Linked DNA regions of Mus musculus: regions 2, 3, 4, 5, 6 and 7 are each linked to region 1. Evidence: chromatin loops called from intact Hi-C (ENCODE). Cell type or tissue: heart. All regions are shown on one strand.

Region 1 (4,000 bases):
GTCTCCCATAACAGATTCCTTAGAGCACCCAAGTTTCTTTCGCTAGCGCAAATGAAGGATGAGGAGCCTTAATGATAACAACACTGTGTTTGCTCCTTCGATAAACAAAAACAACAGCCAGGACTGTGATTGTGATTGCTTTAATGCAATAACTGTGCTGGTAATATCATTAAAGAAATGATTATACAAATTGTCTTAATATGGCCTTCTGTGAAAAATAGCAGGTATATATTAGAAAAAGAAGACTTTAGATCAAATAAAAGTTACTGTAAATTACTTTAAAATACTTTTAAAAAAACTTTAAGATTTGCAGTTATATCTTTCTTTGTATTTTGATGTAAAATTGAGCTATTTCAACACAAACTCTACAAAGATACCAAGGAGCAGCTGCTTAACTCCTATAATCTACTATTAATGAATATTATATCGCTTGTGTCTTGAATTGGAACTAGGCTAAAATCTAGAAGCTATCATCACATGTTTTCAAATGTAGAAGTTATTAAGGGAATCTTATACTAATAAAGTCAGTTCTATGTACCCCCAATTCCATATAGTAATCTGAACAATTTCAGAATCACAAAATTAGTCTTTTCAATTTCCTATAAATTGTAGTTCAATTGTTTAATAAATAACTGCACAAAAATCAAATTGTATCTTCAGGGCAAAAAATGGTTAAGAGTTAAAAACTTACCTTTATTAAACATTTTCTAACAGCGGTATGGAAATTAAACATACTAGGAATGTCATTTTATAAAGTCAAAATTAAAACTTAAAAAGCCCGAATAATTACAATCTAAATAATGCAAATTATGGAATACATCTATAAAGCCACTCATGTATTCAAAAGGTGTGTGTGTGTGTGTGTGTGTGTGTGTGTGTGTGTGTGTGTGTATACACATATATATATGTATATGCATGCCATGTTCAAAGACAACACTGTCACCTCTGACTTCAAGGAAGATTATCCTATTAAAGCAGAAAAAGAAGTAAGCAAATGATTACAGTAGATTGTGAGGAAATCCTATGAAATACTATTATGTGCTTATTGGCTAGTCTAAATGGGATTACTAACAGGCTAACTGGGGCTAAGGAAGCCTTTCTGGGAGAGAGAGACTAAAGCAGTTTTTAAAGACGTTTTAAAGAAGAAAGAAGCTTTCAGGTAAGGACTGAGAGAGAGAAGGAAAGGCCTGAGGGAAGACAAGAAGTGCTGGCTCTTTCTGGACAGCCCAGTGACACCTGCAGGACAATGAGACAGACTGCATGAAAGGACTAAGTTTGAACGTGCTGAGAAAACATTGGATGTTTTTTAAAGGAGGGTTGCAAAATCACTGTATTTAAGCATCTTCCAGCTTACTGACTACATAACTATTCCCACTTATGCTTCACTGCAGCACCCAGGGCATGGGGATGAGATAGCAGGCTCTGACAGCTGACATCCTGTACTATGTATACATACACTTGAACTCCAAGTGCCTACTCCTGATGTCCAAGTCATGGTGAAATAGAATTCCAATAAGCTAAGTTACAAAACAGCAAAGGACTCAGGCGCCTCAAAGTCCCAATCAGCCTATGGACAAAGGTCCTAATCATGCGCAGCATGCAATTTTGCCAAATGCACATTTTTGCAAAAATATTATTTCTGCATAGGCTGATAATAAGGCAAGAAACTTGTAAGTGTGCATTACAGATGACGTTACTCTTCCTGTTAGAGATCCAGGGCTTTAATCAGCTTTTCTGCAATACATTCCAGCATCCACTATCTGGTGCCCAAGGACCACAATCAGTCAACAGCCGAAGCCATTTCTCACACTCTGCCTCCCAGGAACTGGTACATAATGAATTTAGAGTCCTTTGTACACTGACAGCAAAGCCGAGCTGCTTACAGCAGCCACACCACCAGGTCTGTTTCACTTTGGCAGGGAGAGCATGGTGCTCTATGGACACTGGCCTTTTCTAACACACACACACACACACTCTCTCTCTCTCTCTCTCTCTCTCTCTCTCTCTCTCTCTCTCTCTCTCTCTCTCTCTCTCTGTCTCTCTCTCTCTCACTGAGGGGTGATAAGAGGTGTGCCGAAGCAGACAAAGAGCAGGCTGGAGTGAGAAGAGCTGGCTTCACATCCCAGTGTCATTATATAACACAGGGGAGTGAAAACAGGTAGGGACAATGTTTGGGTTTTTTTGAATAGTCATTAATACCAAATATTGATACATGCAAAAGGATGGGTGCCCACAAAGATACACAAATTAATGTTTTTAAAATGTTGTCAGGTCAAAAATCAACCTCCCCTTCCTATTTCTCTGATGCAGTCAGAAATAGCCTCTCTTTCTCTTAGGCTGCAGGGAAACTTTTCTCTTGGAAACCTACATATAGAAGCCATGCTTACTGATTTACCCCAGTGTTGACACTGTGAGGGTCTTTACATCCAACAACTCGCAGGATCAAAGCAGACCATTTTGTAAAACTGAGCCATTTTGTTTTTCAGAGATGGAATAACGTGAGAAGTTTATGAACATGGAAGTCACAGGTGTTAAAAGTAGTGAGAGACTGAAAAGAAACTCTGACCTCTGTTTTTACAGCACACTGTGTGTGCCCAGCAGTGACAGCTCACATTCTACATGAACTGAAAGAAATGTCACTGAAAAGTCACCTGTCTCCACTTCACCCGTCTCTCTGGCCTGCCTAGCCTGCTCCTTGCTACGCAGCTTAGGCTGGCCTGGACCTCAGTCTCCCAAGTCCTGGAATTACAGACATATACCACCATGCCCAGTGGCTGTCATATTCATTAGTTAATAAACTGATCCTGAAGCAGTCACATGAGTGTCTAGTTTCATACTCATCTATCAGGCTCCATAACTAAGCTAATGCCTAGACTAAGAATCACTAAATTTGAGCCTAGGAAGACAAGATATATGTACGCTAGAAGAAAGAAACTAAATTGTGAAGTATAAGAACATTTTATAAAGCAAAGAATTAGTAGCTTTAAATGATATAATGAACCAAAATTTTCCTATCAGAACTACTCTGAAGCACCGAGCATATAAACATGGACACCTGGGCACGGGAAGAGGAATAAAGGAAGTTCTGGGTCTATTCAAGTGACCGATGTGTTTCACACCTCCATAGCTTGCTTTAGTTCCTGGACTTATAAGGTGTCTCAAGGAAGAGCTTTGTACAGACCTCAGTCAAGAACCTCCACTACCAAGTTAATGCGGGGACTTCCCATTGCTAAGCGTACAGCAGTACCACGAACTGACTAGAACTGACTATTGATATTCCTGGAGAGTGCTGAAGAGTGCCCTGAACTTATGATAAGACAATACAGAAAGCTTTGCATTGAGGTACCATCATACACAAGAAATCGATTCTCTCAGCCAAACCCACAGCCTATTTGGGGGAAGAAGATATTAGTTTAGGTGATGTATTTCATTGTGTTTTGGTTTGAAGTCTCTGAACTAGTTACCTGGTTGTAGAAAGAACTTAGCCACATGACCAGGAAACAATCTACTCTCAAACCACTAAAGCTAGATCCTCCTGCACACCAATCTTCCAAAGCTACTCTATTACATAGAAACAAGGGTCTGGGGGGGGGGGCAATTAGCCTACTGTTTTCATTCTAAAATCTTCTATGACTATTTCCAAAACAAGGAAAAACCTACAAAGGTCTGTGACCTTAGAGCTCAGAATGGCCACTATTTACAAGTCATCCAATACTGATCCAATGGCAAGTGAAGCACTCTGCAATTAAATAAAAAAATCCAAGTATCATGTTTGCTCTGAAAAAAAGGAAGTAGTTTAGAAAAGTGAACTGCATAGTTGATCCTCTTGGCAATAGTTTACGCTATTCTGATGATGGTCTTTTGTTCTTTCTTTCCATTCTCCTTTCGTTCTTCCCTTTGCCTCCCTGGAGCTCAGTATGTTGACACAGGCTGGACTTGAATTTGTGCTGATGATCCCCAGCCTGACTCCCAACAATGGATTTACAGGTGCACCCCAGCA
Region 2 (4,000 bases), 73 kb after region 1:
CTGCGTTTCAAAAAGAAAACAACTACATACTCAGAAGGGGGATGGGGCAAAAAAAAGTTCAGTTCAGCATTTAGCAATCAGTGCCTATGTGGAGAGTTTCCCCGCCAGAGACTTCTTCCTAGATCCTTGCTCAAACAACCTCTCATCTTTGTCTCTAAGAAAATGAGCTGAGAGACAAGGTAAATACACAATGGACCTCAAAGCTGCGCCCTCGCTCTCGCTCTCTCTCTCGCTCTCTGTCTCTCTCTGCCCCTTATCATAAGGCACACAATACCCTTATCACTACTGTCTCCGACTGGCCCGCTGTAGTCTCTCCAAACAGACAGTCGACTTCATAGAAAACGTGACGTTTCACAAACCCCATTGTCTTGCGTTGTGTATCTTAAGAATATGAGAGATTCTTAAAACACTTGTTGAGTTACCGTACACTTCTTTTGGCCCGGGACTGTCTGTCCTCCGGGGACAAAACCGTGCCGAAAACAAAAACAAAAACAAAACTGTCTCACGAACGACAAAGCTGTCCCTAAAGCGACTCAAATGCAACTTGTCCCAGGCAGGCACACTCTGAACTGAAAAAGTTTTAAGCATGCCCACATCCAGGGTTGACCGCTACACAGAGTTTGCATAAGTTGAAGTACCACGGTTGCAAACACTGAGGGGTGAATTCACACCTCGTCCCCGCTTCCAAGTCCCCACCACCCATGCACTAAAAACTTCAGCTCTCGGGGTGAAGTCCTGCTAACAACCTGTAACTTCTTTGTCCTGGGTCCAATCACCCACCCTCCGCTCCGAACCCCGTAAACCACAATTCTCAAGTCCCAGACAGACCTGCTGCGAAGTGCAGGGGAGAAGACTTTCGGCCGGCCATGTCCTTGGCATTCACGTTCGCGGCGTCCACCAACCTCTTCACCCGGGACACGTCCCCATTCCGACAGGCCTCGAGCAGCTCCCGCAGGGCCCCACTCACGGCTGGGACCCCCGGGCCGAGGCCCGCCGCCCCGGCTCCCAAAGTTGCCGTGGAGCCAACTCCGGCCGCCTCGGGACTCTCCGCTAAGCTCGAGCCAGGGGAGGACGGGGAGGAAGACGAAGACGAAGTCGGGGAAGAAGCGGACGACGCGGAGTTGTTCCCGCCGCCGCCGCCGCCGCCGGCTGGGGTGGGAGCGACCCCGACGGCGGCGGAAGCTGCCGGGACCGCGGCCGGAGCAGCCACGGTGCAGACGGCGCCGTCCACCGGGTCGGGAGATCGCGGCCTGTCGGGCGGGTCCCGGCTGCCATCCCCCTCCGGCAGCGCCAGGCCGTGCCGCGGGGAGGCGAAGGGCGCCAGGCCGCCGGCCGTAGGCGAGGCAGGGGTGGGTCCCGGGGCCAAGCCCGGGCTGAGCGGCGGGGGAGGTGGCGGTGGCGGAGCCGAAGCCCCTGGGGCGGGCTGGAGCTGTTGCTGATGATGGTGGTGATGATGCTGAGAGCGACGCGACGCCGCCATCTTCCCACTCCCCCGTACTGTCACTGCGGCAACGGCGCCACCGCCCGCCCTCACTTCCGGATTCTGGACCAATCGGGATCCAACATACCCGGAAATGATTCCTGCCGAAGTGGGTGGAGTCCGAGAGAAGAAGGGAAGTATTGGAAGCTCAGAGAACAACCAGCCTGGGGGCGTGGCTTAGTAGTGGAGCGACGGGCTTTTGTGACGCCCTGGCGGGCTGGCTGGGCAGATTTGAAAGTTGTGGTGAGCCACTACCTGTCTGAGAAACTTCTGCCTTCCTTCACTTTCTGCGGGATTGCTTCGGTCGGCTTCAGTCTTCCCTCGGGTACCCGTCAGTCTGCGGTGTCTCCCTTCAGAAGAAGCTATTAAAGTGTAACTTATGCAAACATCTACCAAACGTCCTCGTCCGAAAATGGAATTAATAGTACCCACCTCACAAAGTTGTTTGCAGGAATGAAGTGAGCTAATGCATACAAACGCTCTGAAGAATAATTATAATTAGCACATTGGGAATATTTTTAAATGCAGTGTTAGATATCTCTCCACCTTACTGTCTCTTTGTACTGTCTCTTACGTCTCATTCTGACACGGGACAGGAGGGAAGGATAAGGGAACTTTATTCTCTAAGAGCATTTGTACTTAATACCGGAGAAAGGAATCCATGCACATACACACTGTCAATAGCTCAGTGTTGGGGTCTGAGAGTCGGATTATTGAATTTATACCCTAATACTGATTAGATCATGGACATAGCTCAGAATTATCTGAACTACATTATCTTTTTCTGTCAGCTTATAAAGGAAAACACACACACACAAACGACAATGAGATCTTTCTCAGGTGCAGGAAGTTCTGCCAGGTGATCAGGTCTGATTTAAGCCATTTTTGACATAACAGTTCATAATGACCTTTAATTTGATGGGCCCTATGTAAAGCTTTGTGGAATTCCTTAAGATTAACAAACCTCAGGACATACAGAACATAACAGGGGATGTGACCAGCATGACCCTTCTCTGAGTCAAACTATTTTTCTATGTCAAAGGCTGGTAGGCATATTACAGCAACAATATGAAATAGCTGGCAAGCATGGAACAAAATGGCCGCAACTATGCTAGTGGGTCAGGAGGACACACCGCTTGGTTTGTCTCTTCAGAGTTAAATCTGACTAAGGATGCTCTGAGAGGCATGCAAGACTCACTGGCATTGGGAGTATGCAAACCTAACTAGACAGAGAATAAGAAGGGACAGGAATGAGCAATGGGGGAGCGGGGTGGGGGAGGGGGAGCACCAGACGAGAATCTCGGAGACTGAGCAGACCACATGACATGAGAGACGTGGCCGTACTCTGGAATGACTGACTTCTTTCTTCTGCTTTGCTAGCGCAGAGACAACAGGTAAAGCAAGTCTCTAAAATGTTAATCCTGTCCTCTCAGATTACAGACACTTTGAAAAGAGCAGTTCAAAAATCTGTCCTGTCTCTGCTCCTTGGCGTTCGTGGCAATCGGCTGCACAAACTCTCATAGTCTGGTGAGAGTTTTCCCTGTAAGTTTTCTCACTCTGTGTATTAGTCTGGGTTCTCTAGAGTCACAGAACTTATGGAATGTCTCTATATAAGGGAATTTATTGTAATGACTTACAGTCTGTAGTCCAACTAACCCAACAATGGGCAGCTGTGAATGGGAAGTCCAAGCGTCTAGTAGTTGCTCAGTCCCACAAGGTTAGCTGTTTTAGCTGGTCTTCTGTTTACACTGGACTCCCCCGAAGAAGTAGGTTCCAATGGATATGCTGGCCAGTAAGTGCAAGCATGCGAAGAAGAGTGAGTCTTCTTTCTTCTAATGTCCTTATATAGGCTTCAGCAGAAGGTATGGCCCAGATGTGTGTACCACCATGCCTGGATTTGGAGCTCACAGTCCCAAGCTGGCCTTGAAATCAGATCTCCTTGCCTCAGTCTCCTGGGATTAAAGCAACTCCTGTCTGGGCCTAAGCTTTGCATGGTCACTGTGCCTCAAGATCTGAATCAAAAGTGTGTGTCATCTCCTGTCAGAGCTTGTGCCATCCACTCTCAAGATCTGGATCACAGGTATGCCCTCCATTTCCGGATTGTAGTTCATTCCAGATGTAGTCGACAACCAGGAACAGCCATCACTCATGCTCTGTGACTTTGCTAGATTCCAATTTTAAATGATGGTTTAGATTGTTGCAATTGAAATTCAAGCTTTGTCAGTTCCCGGCTGTGTACGTGTAAGCAGGTTATTTAAGCCAACATTCTGCCAGTTTCCTTTCTGCAAGACCAACACATTTGATTAAATGTTAATATTCTAACTTCGTACTTTTATTTCTCATCTTAATTTTAACTAATTATGAATTTTTTTTCTTTTCTTTATTTTTAAGTTTGACTCTCCCCCCCCCCATCCCTCTGCACTTTCCTCTCCTGTCCCAAACTAAGATAAAAACATGATTTCAATGCACCATTAAAGTGCCATTTTCTACAGATATTTTTTTTCTCTATCCTTCCTATTA
Region 3 (4,000 bases), 270 kb after region 1:
AAATTTTATTTTAAACTGTGCTTCTTAAATGTAAAGATGTTTTCTTGTCTGCCCAAGTTTGTGGGCGAGCATATGGTCACAGCAACACATCCTGTCAGATCGATGTGGTGTGCCATGTGTTACCCTGTGTTTCACATCATCTCTGGTGACTGAAGAATGGCCCCTATCCTCCACCTTGCCTCAGCTCATGGAGGCAGTATGTGGGAGATGCGCAGCCTGCATGTCCAAGCCAAAGCCATCACTGAGTTTTGTTCTGCAGAATTGATCTTCCTGGGACAGCCTGATCTTCACCGCGGAAGGCATTTCCAGTGCGTCTCAGCTTTCAGTACATTCTCCTCGGCTTCTGCCTCTCCTCTAAGACACAGACATTTACACGCAGAGCCAGGATGAAGGGTGAGAGGCACGCCTCACAGTTCCCTTTGACTAATCATTTAAGAACCAGCATGACCCCGCTTCCCTTCCCGAGGCATGTCAGCCTTCTTCACAAAGAGATGGATTCTGCCGTTCAGAAATATTCTGATTTACCCCCAACTCTCTCTCAGCCCATTTCTGGTCATTTACAGAAAACAAAACAAAACCAAAAAACGACCCAGGTTGTTCACAATCAGCAATATACTCATTTCAGGAAAATTCTAAAAGCCAGTGAGGCAGTCATTTAGAATGTGAGCTTCGTATCCCACAGCTCTGAAATTACACATAATGGGCAAGCTCCCAAGGCCAGCTCACAAAAGCCTACTTACCTAGCTCCACAGACAAACCACGAGGAGTGATGGGTTTCTGTCGGAATGCCTGGCTTATACCAACTGGGAAGTCGACAGGCAGAGTAAAGTAAGTCTTGAGCTTGCTTCTACCTCACTGTTAGGATTTGGAAGCTGGGTACCAGTGAGCCAGCCCCCAGAGAGGTCAGAGATGGTTACTAAGTCACCTCTCAAATCCTAGGAACTTCCAAAGGACCAGATCATTCTAATTTAGAATGCAGAGCCTACGGATGCAGAGCCTCACTCAATTCAGTAGCCTGAACCAAGCAGGGTCAGATAAAACTGCTGCTCTAGTCTGCGCTTTCTCCTGGTCTTCCTCTTCACTGACTATGTCCCAGCCTTGGAAACATATGCATGCTACAATTTTTTCAACCAGAAACAAAATTACTCTAACAGCAAAGATGACCCATTTCTTAGTGACACACAGTGACGAGAAGATGGCGACCGGGCAGAGCAGTGTCTGAGGGCTGGTCCTACTCAAGAAAAAGGCACGGTTTGGCTGCATGAGCCCTGTAAGACAGTGGCTGCTTGCTTGTGAAATGAATGCTGTACCTGCCCATACTTCGAGCAAGAAGCCACCAAGTTCTTTGACCTTGTGCACGGCTCAGATTGATGCCATAATCCACCGAATATCGAGGCAATTCGGTAGCAGGGTGGAAACACTCTGTGCGGTAGAGGAGAGAGAGAGAGAGAGAGAGAGAGAGAGAGAGAGAGAGAGAGAGAGAGAGAGAGAGAGAGAGAGAGAGAGAGAGAGAGAGAGAGAGAGAGAGAGAGAGAGAGAGTTTGGCCTTTCTGGATCACGTCGGGGAGCAGTAACATCTACCCCTACAGCACCAGAGTGGAAACCTAACCAGAGAATCCTAGAAAAGTTAAGAGGGTTGGTTGGTGAGTTTTGTTACAAGAATCACTGCGTAAAGCCACCTATTTCCTGCTGCTGCTTTCCCTTCAGACTCACAGCGCCTCCTGGTTCTGATTTCGGGGCCGCGTTTCAATCGCCCCCTGGTGGACAGCAGGAACATTACTTTGGAAGTGGATGTAGGAGTGAAATTTCCCTTAAAAAATGCTTCTTTGGTCAAGGCTGACCAAATCATTGGGCAAAACTAGTAGATTTTTAAAGAATGTAGGTAGCCGAAGAACTCTCTGTCTTCCCAGGACCCTCCGCCCCCACCCCGGTGCTCACTCTGGAAAAGACGTGTGTCTGAATTTACCCTGCACATGACCTTGCCAACTAGGGATCCAACCAACAAGATGTGTCCAGATTGTGGTGACCACAGAGCACAGTGCTCATCAATAGAACGGCCTTTTCTTTTCTTTTTCTTTTTAAAATTGATTAAGTTATTGATTAACATTTAGATCGAAGCTTCCCCTCCCACCTCTCTTCCTAGCCCCTCCCTCTCATCCCCACCCCCTCCCGTTAGCCTCAGAAAGGATACGACCCCCTTGGCCATCCAATCATCTTTCACAGGCCTTGAATATCAGATATCCTGGATATTAGACATTACATTATGATTCATAACAGAAGAAAAATTACAGTTACGAAGTAGCGACAGAAATAATGTCATAGGCGGGGTGGGGATGGGATGTCACCACAACATGAGGAATTGTATTAAAGGGTTGCAGCATTACGAAGGCTGAGAGCTACTACTCTGGGCAGTTGGATAGCCATGACTTTTGCTTCCTCCTCTAGGGTCAGTCTTTGCCAGCAATCTTGGGGCCCTCCCCTGAATCTTTCTAACAGATGAGCAATCAGTCAAGAACGTGAACAACTTGCTCCAAATCCCAGGAAACTGTTGAGCATCTGACCGTGACAGAAAGGAATGAGACATGTTCCCATCATGACAAGCTGCTCACCAGCACTGCCTTGGAGCCGGGCTCAGAGAGAACCGGCGGCCTGGCTGGGATTTGCTGGGGGAGTGGCCAGTGCAGGCTGCTCCATAGGCAAACACCCACGCCCCTTCTGGAGCGCGCCACCCTTACCTTGGGCTCTAGCTCTCACGGAATGTTGCGGTTTTTGTATTGCCTGGGTTTGTACAATAGCGATACTCTTCCGGAGAAAAGACTAATGTTGATACCAGGAGCTAGAGGGAGGAGGGTCAGACGTTTAAGATCACCCTCAGCCATGTAATGAGTTAGGGGTTAGCCTGGGCTACATGAGACTGGCTGCCGTTAAAAAAGCGAGGGCGCCTGGAGAGATGGCTCAGCAGTTAAGGATGTTTGCTGCTCGTCCAAAGCATCTGGGTTTGGTTCCCTGAATCCATACTGAACAGCTCACTACTGCTTGTAACTCTAGCTGCACTGCAGCTGGTCCTTTAAGGAGTCTGGACTACAATGGAGATCTGCTATTGTTTCTTTCCAGCTGTTACAGGAAGGCAACTTTTGTTGCATTAAGGTCCTGAAAAATGTAGGGACACACCCTGTGAGGGTTTGTATGTTTGGCCCAAGAAGTAGCACTATTAGGAGGTGTAGCCTTGTTGGAGTAGGTGTGTCACTGTGGGAGTGGGCTTTAATACCTTCGTCCTAACTGCCTGGAGGTCAGTATTCTGCTAGCGGCCTTCAGATAAAGATGTGGAACTCTCAGCTCTTCTTGCACCACGCCTGCCTGGATGCTGACATGCTCCTGGCCTGGTGACAATGGACTGAACCCCTGAACCTGTAAGCCAGCCCCTATTAAATGTTGTCCTTCTAAGACTTGCCTTGGTCATGGTGTCTGTTCACAGCAGTAAAACCCTAACTAAGACACACCCTATCTTGTATTCCTTGACAGTGGGTACAGGAAGGAGAGGTTTACCTGTGAGACCCACAGTGGAGATCCAGGAGCCACTCGAATGTGCTGTGACAACTGCTCTTCTTCTTTGGGGTTATAGTTTACTGAAGTTCCTGAACCCTGCTCCCCCTCTGCAGCCCAAATCAAGTAGAGCTAAGTCCTGACAGTTTGTTTTATAAATCTCGGGCACAACTGAGCCAGCTCAGAGTCTTCTACCTCCTCCGACAGTGTTTGAAAGTTTCTCTTCTGCACTTCTTAGAAGGCATCAAGAGGCAAGGCAAGGATTAAACCGTTATTCCCTAGGTTCTGGGCTGTGCTCTTAGCAAAGGGACTGGGCTATCAACTTCAAATTGCATGAAAAGTGCATAAGGACTGGGCTCTGCACCAAGGCTGGCTCCAGCGCTGGTCCATCAGCACCAATCATGCCACGCCCAGAGGAGGCTTCCATGTGCAGGGTAGCACGTGAGCAGGGATGCTG
Region 4 (4,000 bases), 250 kb after region 1:
GACGCCCAGAGGCAGTCTTCCCTAGGTTGCTGTTTACAGAGTTTACAGCCACAGGAGATCTGACCTTCTATTGCCTGGCTCACACGGGGACCCCCTGTTGTCTGCTCACAGTTCCCCACTCACCACCTGGGCCTCTCTGGAGCCCTGTCTGAACCCCTGGGCTTGCCCAGGGCTGCTAACATAAGAAGTGAGCAGAAGGTTCCAGGGTGACCTGGGGAGTGGGAGGGGGATAGTAGGGATGTTACTCATCTGGCTGGGACAAAGATCTTTGGTCTGGTCCCAGGCTGAAGGCTGCCAGCATCTCTTTGCCCTTTTCCTCTGAGCAGAATGCGCATGGAACTTCCCAGGGGAACGGATTCACAGTCTCCCACAGACTCCCAGTGCTGCCAAGACTGATAAGCGGCTGGAGCAAAGCTTTGCCACATCTTGTTAGAGCCAGCTGCAAGGTAGGACTCTCTGAATGCAGAATCAGAGAGACCTTTGAAGTGCAAATTCCGAGCTACTGTAGGGTCTTGGTCTTATAAAAGGAGGTTCCCTTCCACCACTTGCACGGGTTGGGGGTGGGGGAACGCTGGGCACTTCAAATCACACACTGCCTTAGAGCCAAATATTAGCAGTGGGATTACCTGAAAGGATAAAATGCATCTGAGAGAAAAGGAATCCCCCCCCCCCGTGATGGCTCCTCATGGCTAGCAGCTCCTCTTCTCTGTTCGAAGCTTCGAGGGGTCCTGGCTTTCCAGTACCCCACGTCCACTGGTCTCTAACTTTAGAGACTTGATCTTTCCCCCACATCAAGGAACCCTGTAACTCCCGCTGCTTCATTCCTAGCCCTTGTTCACTCCTCTCCTCTTTGGTTACAAAAATAGACTATGCCTATTTTGGAAAGGGCCAAGCACCCAGGAGAACAAGCAGTGTAGACAGATGTAGGAGCTGGCAAAAATGAAATACACCTTCTTCCCTCAGGCCGCTTTGGTTTTAGCCCAGTGAAGTTCGTTTTGGATATTTGACCTCCCAAACTAGTTATTTCAGGCTCCCAAGTTTGTGGTAGTTTGTTGCAGCAGCCTCGGGGAACTAGAACAGGCATCTCATCTTTTATTAGTAGAATCCAAAGAGTTTATTATCTCCTAGCTACTGACAAGATCCCTTGGCTCCAAATCCATCCTGGCGTCAGTGTCTCAGACATCCGTCTTCCTGTGTTTCAAGAGCTTTATCTCTCTCTCTCTCTCTCTCTCTCTCTCTCTCTCTCTCTCTCTCTCTCTCTCTCACATTTCTCTCTCTCACCTCTGTACTATGCAGTTCAAGTACTCTTCCAAGGAGACCTCCCTGTCCTCAGCCCATGCCAGGTGAAATGTCATCTGCTTTCTTCGAATATGCACAGCATCTTTCTTTTGGTAAAGTGACCTGGGGATATTGACTTACTTTGTCTTTGGTGGCTCTTCAGCTGCCATGATGTGTAGACTTGTGTCAATCATAACTGAGTGGCCAGGCTCGTAAACCAGACCACTCCCTCAGACCAGAACTGGTGTCTTGTTTCAGCTGCTCTTGTAACCTGGGACGAGACCCAAATGATTAAATGAAGTCTTATTCTCATGACCTTGCCCCTCATTCCAAAGGCAGAGCAGCATCGGCCATTCCCAGTGGTGGGGGTTGGAAAAGCTAACATGGTAGAGAGGAGCCAAGGCTCCAGGGTCACTAATTCCCGAGATTTATTGCTGCCTTCTAAATAAACAAAGCCCTTGGAAAAGCATAATCTAGATGGATGGCCAAGAGGGGAAGTTCATTTTTCTGCCTTAACAGAATTTGTGTATCTTTTGACCATTACTATTCACCCTAAGAATGGAAGCAGACTGGCCAGTTCATTCTGATCGTCTAGTTAATGGCACTGTTGCAATGAATCGAGGGCTCCCCTCTGCCCATCCCAAGCAGGCCATGTGGAGGAGGCAGAATCCTAGTAAAATACTGATGGAGGGTCTTGATGGGCTTCTCTACCAAAGTGTGGGAGTCAGAGGCCTTGTCTCACTCAGTCTGTGGAAACTGGGCTCAGTTATTTTGTGCTGGTTCAGTAGCCACCATCTGTTCTCAGCATCACTGTCTCAGGTAGAAGGTACAGGAAGGCTGAAACAGTGCGTAGAGTCAGCAAGGGAGGGGCAAACCAATTCGAATATCCATTATTTTTAAACAAGATTTGATTTTTATTTCTAATGATGTATAAATAAATGTATGTCAGTTTGGGTGCATGGTGTGTATAGAGACCAGAAGAGGGGGCCTGATTCCTTGGAGCAATTGCGAGCTGCCTGAGAATGTGTTGTTGACTCAAAACACTCTGTTCTCAACTCCAAAGGGAAATAGTTTATCTGGAGCCAGCTTGAATGACCATGACCTAGGAACACTGGCTTAGGTTTCCCAAATTTCATGTTCGTATGTGGAAGCCATTTTGTGAAATTGTACAGTTTTTACAGAACAACGAAAGTCTAAAATAAAGTGGAGTTTAAAACACAACAGTGAGTACATCAAACAGGCGGCCTCAGAGATAGGGGTAGCTTTTCCATAAGCCTCAGATGCTATCTGATGCCATTTTAGCTTTTGGGTTGGTGGAAGCTAGTGGTCTGTAAAGTTAATAGGTTTGTTTCAAAAGACGTTAATCTATTATTATTCACAGGATGTTCTGACGAAGATGTAGGTAAGAAATGGAGATAAAGGCAGCTGCAGGTGAGAGAATTGGCCTTCAGATCTGCAACATCCCAACCTTTCCACATCTCTGCAGTTTAGTTTATGACTACCTAGGCGTTACATTTGCAGAATTCCCATTCACTCCTAGGAGCTAGAACCAGACTCTGTGGTCTACAAGAGCAGTGCAGGCTGGTGCCATCATCCTTTCTTGATTTTAGATCGTAGAAGTATAGAGTTGGTACTTGGAATGATGAAAAAATATCTAGAAATGAACAGCAGTGATTGTTGCCCAATATTGTTGAATATATTATATGCCATCAAACAGTGGCTTAAAATAGCTTAAAATTTCTCCAAAATTTCTTAAAAATGAAAAAAACAACTATATTTAGAGGTAAAACTTTTCTATTTTGTATATTTTACCACAATTTTCTTCAAAAGAAAGTGAGTCTACTTATCCAAATGCTTCTATCCCTTCTAAGACCTCCTTACCCCAATTTATAGCCCCAAACATGCATCTAAGCCTTCATCTCTGGGGTGTCTCTGGAGTGACCCATCTTGCTTTTTTATGAAGATGAGAAGCAATGTGTCCCACTTCCTGTAGCTACCCCAACAGTTTTTGATTAGCCTAAGGTCCTTTGTTACTTCTAGAAGTGGATCCCTCAGGGCAGAGCCGGGCTGGAGAAAGCCTTTTATATTTCTGGGTCAGACTTAATGCACTATTGCCACATTTGGGTCATTAAGTCTTCAGGTATCAACAAACTAGATCCTCAAGGTGGCAAGACATCAGAAATATCCATTATCATTCAAGCATTGCCTCAATTATCACTGTCTGTCTTGGTTAGGATTTTACTGCTGTAAACAGACACCATGACCAAGGCAACTCTTACAAGGACATTTAATTGGGGCTGGCTTACAGGTTCAGAGGTTCAGTCCATTATTATCAAGGCAGGAACATGGCAGCATCCAGGCAGGCATGGTGCAGGAGGAGCTGAGAGTTCTACATCTTCATCTGAAGGCTGCTAGCAGAATACTGGCTTCCAGGCAGCTAGGATGAAGGTCTTAAAGCTCACACCCACAGTGACACACCTACTCCAACAAAGCCACACCCACTCCAACAAGGCCACACCTCCTAAAGTCACTCCCTAGGTCAGGAAAATACAAACCATCACCACACTGTCCTTGTGACTTCTTGCCTGCCATGAATTCACACAACTCCAACATGGTTCCTGTCTCTGAAAAAGGTCAGATCCTTGGGATCACCTCTTCAGACAGTCTCTCAGAAACCAACCAGCAGAGACTCAGATAAAAATCGTTACACAAACACACACAC
Region 5 (4,000 bases), 310 kb after region 1:
GTTTCCAGACCTTTGTCTCAGCCTTGCAATCACCTCTAGGCATTCTGGGTAAGCAGACAAACAAGCACGAGGCTGGGCGAGCAGGAACCACCCCACCGATTTCCTTTTTCAGACTTTCTTCATCAGGGAATTAGGACAACAGCGACTTAACAACAAGGGTTTGGTCTCCATAAAATTATTAATGTCACTTGAAAATACAGTAAGTTGAAAATTCACTGCGTACAGTTAAAGCAATCAGGTCACGGTAGAGCTTTCTTTCTTCCTGTCAGGGCAACAAGGCTGATGGGAGCTGAAGCTTCCTGCCCCACCCAACACGTAGAGGAGAGCCATTAAAAAGTCAAGATATGGTGTCTCCTGAATGGACATTTCATTCTTGCTACAGGAATAATAGTGATAATAATAATAATAATGTCAAATCATTAAAATTCAGAAGCCTGAGTAGTCATCAATTTATATTAATAAAGGTTGAAAACTCAGCCCCACACGAAGATAATCATAGACCATGGAAACTAAATGGGACAACAGGGTTCAGTTAGTCCCCCTCGCCCACATTTCACAAGGTGGATACAGACAGGAAGATATGCTGAGCTCAAACAGCAAAAGACTTGGTGGAATCCTGCAGCTATTTCCTCTAGAGGACAGAGACACAGTTTAAGGTCCTTTTTAAATAGCCACCATTTTCCAGTTTGGCTCTTTAGCAGCAGGACAGCAAGCAGAAGGACGGGCACAGAAGTGAGGCGAGCACTTTGAAGCGACAGGCACAAAGGGAGAGGGGCGTGAGGAGGCCACCTGAGCTTAGTTAGATAAATTCCTCTCTAAGCAAATCCTCACAGACAGGAAAGGGCATAAAATATTTATGTATGAATGGATATATTGAGTTGCTCATGCCTTTTTAAAAATGTCGTAATGTATGGATGCAGTTATATATCTTAATTGCTAATTCAATAAACATTATTAGCATCTACTAGACTAAACCCGTAGGGATTAGAGTAAAAGTGAGGATATAAATATTCATAACGAGAAGGGCAAACATTCACTGACGGTTATGCTTGATAGGCTGGACAAGCCTTGGCTTATTTACCCAGAACACTAAGTATGGTTCTTTCCCCACTTTATAGGTGAGGAAATGGAGACTTAGGGAGTGACGGAACCTGCCCGTGGTGGCAGAGCTGGAAGGTCTCAGGGCAGGTGGGTGGCAGAGCTGGAGGACGGTAGAGCTGAGGGTCTGACTCGGACTAGTGGGGTCCCTAACCATTAGGCTCAAGAAGCTTACATGAGAACTCTTCCCCACGAATTTGGACTAGACTAGGTGGAACTCATCCGAGCAAACATCACTCCCGCCAGGTCAAGACTCACAATGAAGGGAAGAAAAAAAATGAGGTAGGGGTCTTCAAATGGAAGAATGGAAAGGAAGGCTTCGGGGAGGAGGAACTCACAGGCAGGGGTGAGCAACGCAGGTGAGAGGAACGTGGGAAAGTGCACCTTAGAAACGGTGGGGCGGGGCTTAGCAGCCGCAAGCAACACATGCTAAGAAATGATGCGAGGGTTGGACTGCTCACATCCCAAGGGAATCAGCGCGTCTTGAGTTCAGTGTAAGAGGAACATGTCTTGATGCAACGAGGATGGAGCAAGATCTGGAGATGACAAGGTCACTAGTGGCCACTGGAGCGCCTCTTCATGGAAGCAGGCAGCGCGGCTGTCTGTCTGTCTAGCCTTCGAGTTGTGAGCTGCCAAGAGCTGCGGAAGCTGCAGAAAATAATTCATCTTTCCTTCCCATTCCCTTGGGTTTTAGCGACTCTGGAGTCTGGAGATCAGCAATAGACTACAACCAGGAGGTCTGTAAGGAAGGGGAGGCGTGACCAAGGAGAGGCTGGCTCCTAAAGGAAGCGTTTCTGTCCAACGTTTCTGTGTAGTGAGTCTGCCTTCAGAGAGCTGAGTGCTTGTTTAGCTAAGTCATAGTTTTCACACTAAGGACCATGAACCAGGCTAAACCACAGACACCAGCCAGCTGCATGACCCCGGTGCCTCTGGCAATGGCTGTTCATCTTTTCTAGTTTGCAGCGTGGGTTTTGTCTCATTCCCACTTCCTGCCCCTAATTCCTCTCTAACCTCCTGCTGTTTCCTCTGTTCCTGAGGGTTACCCATGTCATTCCTCACACGTTGGAAGCGCAGCGCCCCCTTGTGATTATGACCACTTACCTTGGACACTCTCAGAAAGCTGAACAAAGCAAAGAACTGTGGCTCCACCTCAAAAACTCGCAGCCTTGTCCTACCAGCTCCCCAAAACCATTAGCGCCACTGAATCGATTTTATTTACTAAAGTTTAAGATCCACTGTCCTGGGAACGGAGATCCTGGGAGCATAGCAGCTCAGAAGAAGGCCCAGTGACAGCCGTGGACACGCCTCCACTCTTCCCGTTTTACATCTCAGATGTGTTTCCCTTACCAGGGATCAGTTTCTGAGGATGGAAATGGCGTCTCCAGCTCCCAGAGCCCAGGGGACATTTATTAGATACTGTGAAGATGACTTATTGTTAAAGGGTCCCCTTCCCTTCTTTCTTTCTTTTTCTTCTTCCTTCTCTACTGCACCCCTCCCCCCCAGCCCTGGTTGGCATTGAGCATAAAACATAGGTTTTAGAAAGCGGTTAATGTTTAAAGGGGAACTCATCAGGTTAGGCAGGGCATGGGCAGGTTGCTCAACTGACAAACAAATCCACCTGCTTTGTTGCTCCCTAAGCTAACAGGAAGCAGCCAGGAGATGGTCACTCACCCAGCAGTGGCTCACACCACCTGGCAAGCCACCGACAGGGCGACAGCACAGCGTGCTGCAATAGCAAGAGGCTATAAATAGACTTTTCTAAGAAGCTGCGGGCTGGTGCTGGACAGGCCTGATGCGGAGGCCTGGTGTGTTGCCCTTCAAACAGATAGGGAACAGTTCTAGAAGGACACTATAGAATGTAAGCCTCCTCCCAGTCCCTCTTCTTTCCTATTTTGTTACCTATGCCTGAGAGTCTCCATTGGGCTCCTAATTGCTGGTTCCTAGCTTAACAATACTGGAGACAAGGGCAGAAATCCCTTGGTAGGTCTTCATGAGGGGAGCCTCGTTCTTATTGCCCCATACTTGTCTAGCTTCTTACTCCTTATGCATGACCCTCTCTGTTGGTCGACTGATGTCCTTCTCGCCTTTTCCACAAGACTAATTCCCCTACTCCTCCATTTGTTCATGTTTTCCCTGTTTGGACTCTTTGAATGCATTCCCCTTTGTTTATAATTGTGGTCTGCATTTTAAGCACATACACCGGTTCTTTACAGACCAAATACATGCATGTCTACCAGTCTGTGTGAAATATAAGAAAAGCTTACTTTTCATGGATAACCTGTGATAAACAAACATGAGCAGGAGTTTTATATTCTTCCCTGCCCACCACCAGGTCATTTTGCAGATTCTGTAGCGGATATCACTGAGCACAGTACCAGATCACTGCTGGGCTCTTGAGGTTGGTTCCAAGTCATGCATTTATCCACTCATTCATCATTTTAAGTGACTACTGTGCTCAAGCCCTGGGCTAGGCTTGGGAGCTAATAGGAAGGAGGCCCAACCTCTATTGCTCGGGAGCTCAGACTGTGGGAAGAGAGGTACACATAAAATAACTCCTTAAAGGGAGAAGAGAGAAATAACTGCCCATGAGAGTCAGGAGAAGCCTCACAGAGGATTATTTGTACTGTGGTGAAAGAAGAGTGGGGGTTTGCTCTGTTATGAAATGGAGAGAGGCCCTTCTAGCACAGGGAATGCAAGGGCACAAAGGTGAAGGAGGAGACAAAGGAGGAGGAGGAGGGGAGAAGGGAGGAGGGAGAAGGAGGAGGAGGAGGGAGAAGGGAGAAGGGAGAAGGAGGAGGGAGAAGGAGAAGGGAGGAGGGAGGAGGAGGAGGGAGGAGGGAGAAGAAGGGAGGAGGGAGAAGGAGAAGGGAGGAGGGAGAAAAAGAGGGAGGAGGGAGAAGGA
Region 6 (4,000 bases), 570 kb after region 1:
GACCAGTTTAGCATGACTCCCATGGTCTTTCCTGTTAACCCAGCTGAGAAAACCTATCCCTACAGCAGGACAAGCAGGTCTCTAAAGGCTACAAGAAAGGGCCTTGAGGCTGGAGAGATGGCCCCAGAGTTGAGTGCGACGGCTCTTGCAGAGGCATTGACTCAGGATCCCAGCACCCACATTAGGTGCTCATGGCCACCTGCAACTCCAGTTCTGAGGCGTCCACAGGAATCTAAGGGTACATGGTGCACATAAACTCTCCCAGGCACACATACACGCAGAAACACATGCTGAAAAAAAAGAAAACCTCTTCTTCCTGCTTTTGCTTGACCCAGTCAGAGGGAGAAGTGGAGAGAAAGAAAAATTTCCAGAGTCAATGTCAGTATTTAATACAAAATCAGACAAAATGTAGCTGAGAATATATACCAGTTTGTGTGGATTTGAAAATAATACAGGGGGAAAAATCAGTCTCAATGTCCAAGCAAGTAAAAGGAAAACAAGGAGATGACCATGGCGACTGAGAAAATAAAGCTTTAAGTAAGTATCAGCAAACACTAGCACCAGTGTAAGCCATCCCAGCAGTAACAAGAACCAGTATCTTTACACACAACGTAGGCAGGCAGGCTGCAGTAGTTTCCTTTCAAGAATTATGACTCACTCTATAACTTACAGACAGGTTATATCAGCAGAAAGCCAAATCAAATGGTTTGACAGAGACTCAGAGTGAGTGAAGATGGCGAAATACTTAGTAGAGCCAAAAGCATTTTAAAAGCTTGCAGTGTTAAGTTCTTTAAAAAAAAAATGTTAAGCACTTGATTAGGAAAAAATTTAAACAGCCTGATTTAAAAACAAAACAAAGAGGAAGGCATTAGTATGTCCTGCTATTCTCTAACTTCCCAATGGTAGTTTCCCTATTCAGTAGCAACTATGCAATCAGGTGACAAGCAATTATTTTTCTAGGGCATGAACCTGCCTGTGTCACCATGGCTTATGTGAGAAAATGAAGAGTAAGTCAGTCCAGAGAGCCTGCTGGCTTCTGTCCCTCACAATGACCATTTCCTGTCCCTTTGCTTCAAGACAGAGCTCACTGGGGAATGAAACCGCAAGCCTGGGTAGCAAATTCTCATGGTCCCAAGCGCATCGCTGTCGTTCCTCCTATGTCCGAGTTAGGAAACATGATCAATCTACTTGATTATAGTGGTGATGGACATAATATGATCACAATCATTAAGGAAAGTTGAAAAAACAAAACAACAGGCAATGCCAATGAGATGGGTCCAGGAAAGCATTAGAGGGGTTTAATTCCAAAAGCTCCCACTGTTAGCCTCCAGACAGTATGACATCATCATCTCCAGAGCACATCTTGACTTTAGAAGCAGGAATTACTTTCCAATATATACTGGTCACTCACCAAGACAAGCCAGGTACTTTTTACTATGGAACAAAACATTTCACCTCACAGTACTGAATACAAATGTTTACCATGAGCTCAAAAGCAGGGCGAATATACATTCACAATGGTGAGGGAAGGCAAGGAGCAAATCTTCAGATTTTCCCATTGATTTGTAAGTTATAGCTCTCACAAGTTCACTTGTATTTTCTACTGACACATTTTGGAATCAGGAGCTCATTATATGGCTCAGAGTGGCTTCAGATTCACCTATGCCTTAACTCTTGAGGACTGAAATTACACATCTGTGCTACCAGGCTGCCTTTTCTAACTTTCCATTAGTCTCACCAGTAATTAGACTTTTAAAAAGGATGTATATATTATATATACAACATTCTGCCTGCATGCCAGAAGAGGACAGCAGTCTCATTGTAGGGGGTTGGGAGCCACTATGTGGGTGCTGGGAATTGAACTTCAGGGCCTCTCAAAGAGCAGCCAGCACTCTTAACTTCTGAGGCATCTCTCCAGCCCAGTATTCTAAATTTAGTTATTTTATGTTTATGAATGTTTTGCCTGTTGGATTCTTTGAAACTTACAGATGGTTGTGAGCCACCATGTGGGTTCTGGGAATTGAACTTGGATCTTCTACAAGAGAAGCAAGTACTTTTAACCACTGAGCCATCTTGCTAGCCTCCAGTAACTAGATTTTTAACTAAATTCTATGACCTATTACAAGGTTTCCAGTTATAATATGAAACTGGTCCCAGTACTTTATCATCCTTGAGCTGAGTTGATTCTCTTAGTCTATCACGTGTGTTCTGGGGGTCATGTGTGTTCAGGGCTGTCAAAGTAGACACCTTTAGAAACAACTTCCTGGCTTGAATATAGGCTATACACAGATATGCCGAAAATGTTCCAAGAAGAAACACCTGAATTTGCTGCTCAGCAAGCACTTTGCTGAGTGGACCAGAGTGAGTGACGCAGGGGGGGACAGCTGCTGGCCAGAGAGTGACGCAGGGGACAGCTGAAGTTGCCTCCACCATCTCAGATCTTGGTTTTTTTTTAGCTCATGAGCTATGTAGCAAGGCCCACTATGGTTGTGTCTACATCAACTTGCAGGCTTTTTTTTTTCCTTGTCATTATTCCCTAAATGATACAACCATTTCTTTATAGTTTATTAAGTATAAGCTACCCAGAGATGATTAAAATATGTGGGAGAACGTGTAGGTTATATAGAAACATTATGCCACTTGAACTATAGAACTTCAACACTTGCAGAATCTGGTACCCACACAGCCTTCTTGGGACAAAGCCCTCACTTCACCTACAAACTTACAAAGTTAAAAGAACCACGTTTTACTTAAAACTCAATGGGCAAACACTACCTTTCAATCCTTTCCACATTTTCAAAAAATGTATTTAATTTCATGGTGGTAATGTAGAAATTCATTTTAAATTCCAGTATCAATAAGAACATGACATGTAAAGAATTTTCTGATAAAACTTCCATCTTAAAAGCCAAGGGACACATCTTGGACACCTTACATTATAAAATTCAGTTCTGAGCAGAGACTGGTTACTGTGTGTAACAAATACTGCTCAGATCAAAAGTGCTGGTGACAAAGAATTTGGTGTGTCCTCCCACAAAATGTCTGCATACATACCCATCTATCTGTAATTGTAATAAGATCTTAAATGTTTAAGGTGCTTGAAGGTTGCATTAACTCAGATTCATTCGCCTGCTACTTTTGTAGCAACTGATCAGACAAAACTGCAGTTACTTTCTACTATGTGGCATCTGTGGAGCTGGAGCGCCCTCTACTGGTAAGGATGAGGACACACTCATCAACTGCCCTCCAAGTATTTTTTCATTGATTCGAAGTTCACATCCATCCTGAAGCATCCGAATAGCTATTCTAGCAATGTTCTTAGAGTCATCGAGACCGCTGTGAGGCCGTCCATCATAATCCATTCCTAATTTTTCAAGCATTATTGTTAGTTTGGTCTGGCTTCTGGGAACCTAGAAAACAAAGAACCAAGTAAGTAATTAAGAACTCGGCACAACACAAAAACTTAAAGATAGCAATTATGAATATGTTCAAGGACCTAACAAGGATATGAATAAATGCCTGAACAAAGACGAGGAAAACACCAACAGTTGAGTGTATTTAATTTAAACCACTATTAAATTAAACTGCCAGGTGTGGTGAAATATGTCTTTAATCCTAGCACTCTGGAGGCAGAGGCAGGCAGATCTGTCTCTGTGAGTTTGAGGTCAGCCTGGTCCACATAGCGAGTTCCTGTGATCCTGACTCTAAAAGATCAAAGGGGGGAAATTTTTTTAAAAGAAAAGTTCAGTAAGTCAAAATTAAAATGAAATGGCAGAGAAGCTTTCAGATCACAAAGACACAGTAGGAAAAAAATAAAAAATCAAAGAAAACATTAAATTTTAGAAAAAGGAAAAACAAAAACTCCAGACTCAAAAAAATTCCAGGGAATCTGGGATGGGAGACTTTGAAAAGACCAACCTACAAATAATAGGTACAAAGAAAGGAGAAGAATCCTAGGTCAAAGGCACGGAAAATATTATTAACAAAATCATAAAAGAAA
Region 7 (4,000 bases), 110 kb after region 1:
GCAGCATGTGACTATACCTAATGCCACCAAGTAGTTGTCAAAAAAGGACTGGCAAATTTTATGCTATTTAATCACAATAAGAAAATTAAGCTTAATAATTTGATATTACTGTCCTTTTTTCTTCGGGGGCTGGCCATTAGTAGGTTGCCCATGCCATTGTGAGGGACCCCACATGCTCATGTGTGCAAGATTCGTTGGCATTTGGTAGATTATTTAAAAGAAAAAGGAAAGAAAAGGAAAGGAAGTTAGGTGGGAGACTTGTTGAGGAGTCTTGGGGGTAGATGTGATTAAAATACATTGTATGCATATATGATATTCTCAAAGGTAATTAAATTTTTTTATAATAAAAGTTCTTGTTTTGGATATGGAGATTGAAGTAGCCACCTTCTGTAGCCAGGTGGGATTTCCAGCGGAGGGAGGAGGGGACATTAACCCACCCACAAAACCTATGACCGAAAATTTGTCCTGCGTACAAGATGCACAGGTATAAAGAGGGAGCAGAGATTGAGGTGAGGGCCAACCAATGACCATCCCAGTTTGAGACACACCCTATATGAGAACCAATCCCTGAGATTATTTATGAAACTCTGCTCTGCTTGCAGGTGGGAACCTAGCATAACTGACCCCTGAGAGGTCTCATTCATCAGCAGATGGAAACAGATGGAGAGACCCACAGCCAGACATCAGGCAGAGGTTGGGGAGTCTTGTGGATGAGTAGGAGATGGACTGAAGGAGCAGGAGGGGTCAAAGACACCACAAGGAATCCTACAGAGTAAACTAATCTGGGCCCATGGAGGCTCACAGAAACGGAAGCACCAAGCAGCCAGCAGGGGCTGAACCTAGGTCTTCTACACATTTGCAGTGGGCAGCTTTGTCTTCATGAGGGTCCCCTAACAACTGGAGCAGGGGCTGTCTCTGACTCTGGTGCCTGCCTTTGGATCCTGTTCCCCTAACTGGACTACATGGTTGGGCCTCAGTACGAGAGGATGCACTTGGCCTACTGCGATTGGATGACCCAGGGTGAGGTGGCATCCAAGCAGGGGGCTTTTCCTCAGAGAAAGGGAATGAGTAATGGGGGGTGGGGGGTTTGTAAGGATGGAACTGGGAAGAGAGGAGTGACAAGAGGCCACAATCAGGATGTAAAGTGAGTGAGTGAATAAATACCTATCTTCAAAAACAAAAACAAAAACACAAAAACAAAAACAAAATCAGTGTTTTCTATGTGTCCAAAGTATGTATTTCCAAATGAGGACCACTTAACCAACTAGGATATAGTGACACTGAGGCCATTTACTTTTTAGAAGTCACCTCTATACGTTAAGCTGTGGCTAGGATTGTAGTTGACAATGCAATACTTTAAAATGTTTCCTAACGGCCTGGTTGATGAGGGTTATTTTCTGTACAGTTACAGTCAATGGTTATTATACAACGGGAGGTGACAGCACTGGGAATAACTGGATGCTGTGGCAGTGGGTTGTGCAGTCTGTCATTTCTTAACTAATTTTGATATTAAGCCATCAAGAAGCCTGTTTTAGTTTCTTCAGTGTGCCATAAGGAACACCTCATAGTGTCTTAGTAGAGACACCTTCCTTCTGAAGCCAGGAGAAAAGCTATTTCTTTCCCTCCCTTAGCTTCTGGTCCTTACCTGTCCTTTGGGATTCCTTGGCTTTTTCCATGAGCATCTTCCTTTTGACATATCTGTCTCCATGTTACAGTTTACCCACTTTCTAAGGAGTTATTGATAGTTGATAGATTCTGGAGAGAGAGTCTTTTTTTTTTGGAGAGTGGTCCCCTGGTAAATTAACCACGCTCTGGTAGATGGCCTTAAACCCATTAGTTTGAGCACAAATTGAACTCTGCAGGTTATTTAACAACAACAGAAAAAAGAAACACATGGAGTTTGGAAGGAGGATCTGGGGAGAATGGGGTGAATATGATCCAAATATATTGTATAAAATACTTAGAGAATTAATGAACTATTGCATTTTAAATTTCCCCTCCTTTATAAGGACACCAATCACATTGAATCACTTGTTAAACCAATGACCCATTATGCTCCTTTAGCTCCAAGTCATATTGCACTCAACAAACAAACAAAAAACACAGGATGGCTTACAACCATCTGTAATGGGAGAGGAAGCCCTCTACTGGTGTGTCTGAAGACAGTGACCCACAATTGAAATAAATAAATATGAGAAGCTGTTTGAATAATTAAACACCATTCTACAGATTTACCAGCCTTTTATGGGGAACACTACCCTCAGTATGTGATTATAATGGCTTTAGTCCTCAGAGTGAACATGCATCAACATATATAACTCCTATACAAACAAAATGGGTTTGGTCCTGGAAGTCAGAATTGCCACTGATGAGAAACAAGCTTCAGCATCGTGAGACCAAATTACATAAGTGTTTTTTTCCAGATCCGTGTATGTTAAATAAAATCCATATTTCCAAGGTGGCAGCAACCTTAGCAGAAACGTCATCTTTTAGCAAATGGTCAGAAGCAAATGTGCATAGTTTTGGAACACATTGAGGTGGCCTTCTGGCATCTCTTTCCTCTCAGAAATTTAGTACCCACTTGGCTGCTGTGATTCTCTCAGCTGTCTACAATGTTTCTTTCTAAATTGCGCTTTAGCAGCAACCCACCCCCACCCCCCAGGCAGCAGGCATAGATTTTTTTAAGACCAGAAAGCAGAGGGCCAAATGACCTACTAAAAATAGCTACATTCCTGGGTCAATTAAATCCAACGTGACATCCTTGGTGCATGCGTAATGTGATAATAATAATGGTCTATTTCTTAGGCTGTGGTGAGGAATAACACATTAGTGACTGTAAAGCACTCTGAAAATAGAAAGGGTTCAATAAAAGCTTGTAATTATTAATGGTAACTATTCGAGACTGACCTAGAAATTACCGTTAAGTTATACTATGTATCTTGTAATCTATTCTTCTTCTTGTAATTTTTGGTCTTCCGGCTCCATGTTCTGTGCAGAGAGGGATTTTAGGAGGCTGTACCGCAGTCCTCAGGAGGCTTCTATGTTGGAAGCTTAGAAACAATACTTACCTTAAAAGAAAATACTTTTAGATTTTATTTATTCATTGAGAAAGAGAGAGATGCACACACACAGACACATAAAGAGAAATAGAGAGAGAGACAGACACAGACACAGACACAGACACAGACACAGACACAGACACAGAGACACAGAGACAGACACAGACACAGAGACACAGAGACACAGAGACACAGAGAAACAGAAAGACAGAGGTTTGTATATGCTGTACCCAAGGAGTAGCACTATTTGGAGGTGTGGCCCTGTTGGAGTAGGTATGTCACTGTGGGTGTAGCTATAAGACCTTCATCATAGCTGCCTGGAATCCAGTATTCTGCTAGCAACCTTTAGATGAAGATGTAGAACTCTCAGATTCTCCTGCACCATGCCTGCCTGGATCCTGCCATGCTCCCACCCTGATGATACTAGACTGAATCTTTGAACCTGTAAACCAAGTCCCAACTAAATGTTGTTTTTATGAGTTGCCTTGGTCGTGATATCTGTTCACAGCAGTCAAATCCTAAATAAGGCAGAGAGTATACACACATGAAGAGGTCAGAGGGCAACTTTATATGTTTTAGATAACAGGGTTTGAACTCAGCAAGCGTCTTACTTATACCATGCCAGCCTAACACTTACCTTTGAGTCTCTTGCTTACAAAACATGTTTGGTTTTGTCTACGGTTAAAATTGGAGATAAAATCCTCTCCCTCCTCCTCTCCCTTCCTCTGCCTCCCTCTCTTTCATCCTCCCTCCTGTCTTTCATTCTTTTTCCCTTTCATTCAACAATTAATTGCTGAGCATTGAAAATATAGACACCCCCCCCCCTCCCAGCCCTCAGGAACTAAACCACTAACCAAAGAGTACACATGGATGGCCTTGTTGGACATCAGTGGGAGGGGAAGTCCTGTGAAGACTTGATGCCCCAGTGTAGGGGAATGTTG

What was found. Peaks named below come from ENCODE experiments on the same cell type or tissue, not always from the same donor. Only the 100,000 strongest peaks of a DNase experiment are listed, where the experiment ranks them.
Region 2: a loop joins it to region 1, with 2.1 times the contacts of the local background. A loop is called at or near these places in 10 of 42 quality-filtered maps.
Region 3: it touches region 1 in a loop (7-fold over the local background); 25 of 42 quality-filtered maps call a loop at or near these places.
Region 4: a loop joins it to region 1, with 3 times the contacts of the local background. A loop is called at or near these places in 12 of 42 quality-filtered maps.
Region 5: it touches region 1 in a loop (3-fold over the local background); 2 of 42 quality-filtered maps call a loop at or near these places.
Region 6: a loop joins it to region 1, with 4 times the contacts of the local background. A loop is called at or near these places in 13 of 42 quality-filtered maps.
Region 7: it touches region 1 in a loop (2.6-fold over the local background); 4 of 42 quality-filtered maps call a loop at or near these places.

Annotation. Positions count from the first base shown.
Region 1 is chr8:34,891,391-34,895,390 of GRCm38, forward strand. All of the region lies in intron 3 of Tnks (tankyrase, TRF1-interacting ankyrin-related ADP-ribose polymerase), which reads right to left. Among named protein-coding and RNA genes, the nearest start is that of Tnks, 72 kb to the right of the region's middle. In heart, a CTCF peak has its summit at 1,764; no DNase peak of the experiment used is centred here; H3K4me3 peaks cover 508 bases; H3K27ac peaks cover 1,446 bases.
Region 2 is chr8:34,964,186-34,968,185 of GRCm38, forward strand. Tnks (tankyrase, TRF1-interacting ankyrin-related ADP-ribose polymerase) reads right to left here and starts at 1,505. Exons shown (of 27, transcript NM_175091.3): 1 at 829-1,505. The coding sequence starts at 1,480. In heart, a CTCF peak has its summit at 1,672; DNase peaks (open chromatin) are centred at 896 and 1,576; H3K4me3 peaks cover 2,419 bases; H3K27ac peaks cover 2,270 bases.
Region 3 is chr8:35,157,778-35,161,777 of GRCm38, forward strand. No RefSeq gene overlaps it. Among named protein-coding and RNA genes, the nearest start is that of Gm34474, 59 kb to the right of the region's middle. In heart, a CTCF peak has its summit at 1,752 (motif pointing left); no DNase peak of the experiment used is centred here; H3K4me3 peaks cover 413 bases; H3K27ac peaks cover 1,139 bases.
Region 4 is chr8:35,143,025-35,147,024 of GRCm38, forward strand. No RefSeq gene overlaps it. Among named protein-coding and RNA genes, the nearest start is that of Gm34419, 50 kb to the left of the region's middle. In heart, no CTCF peak of the experiment used is centred here; DNase peaks (open chromatin) are centred at 417 and 1,567; H3K27ac peaks cover 1,766 bases.
Region 5 is chr8:35,203,668-35,207,667 of GRCm38, forward strand. No RefSeq gene overlaps it. Among named protein-coding and RNA genes, the nearest start is that of Gm34474, 13 kb to the right of the region's middle. In heart, a CTCF peak has its summit at 2,176 (motif pointing left); DNase peaks (open chromatin) are centred at 2,154 and 2,834; H3K4me3 peaks cover 1,204 bases; H3K27ac peaks cover 2,492 bases.
Region 6 is chr8:35,465,961-35,469,960 of GRCm38, forward strand. Eri1 (exoribonuclease 1) reads right to left here. Exons shown (of 7, transcript NM_026067.3): 7 at 1-3,410. The coding sequence ends at 3,168. Among named protein-coding and RNA genes, the nearest start is that of Gm51568, 28 kb to the right of the region's middle. In heart, no CTCF peak of the experiment used is centred here; no DNase peak of the experiment used is centred here.
Region 7 is chr8:34,998,787-35,002,786 of GRCm38, forward strand. No RefSeq gene overlaps it. Among named protein-coding and RNA genes, the nearest start is that of Tnks, 35 kb to the left of the region's middle. In heart, a CTCF peak has its summit at 2,157 (motif pointing left); no DNase peak of the experiment used is centred here; H3K27ac peaks cover 261 bases.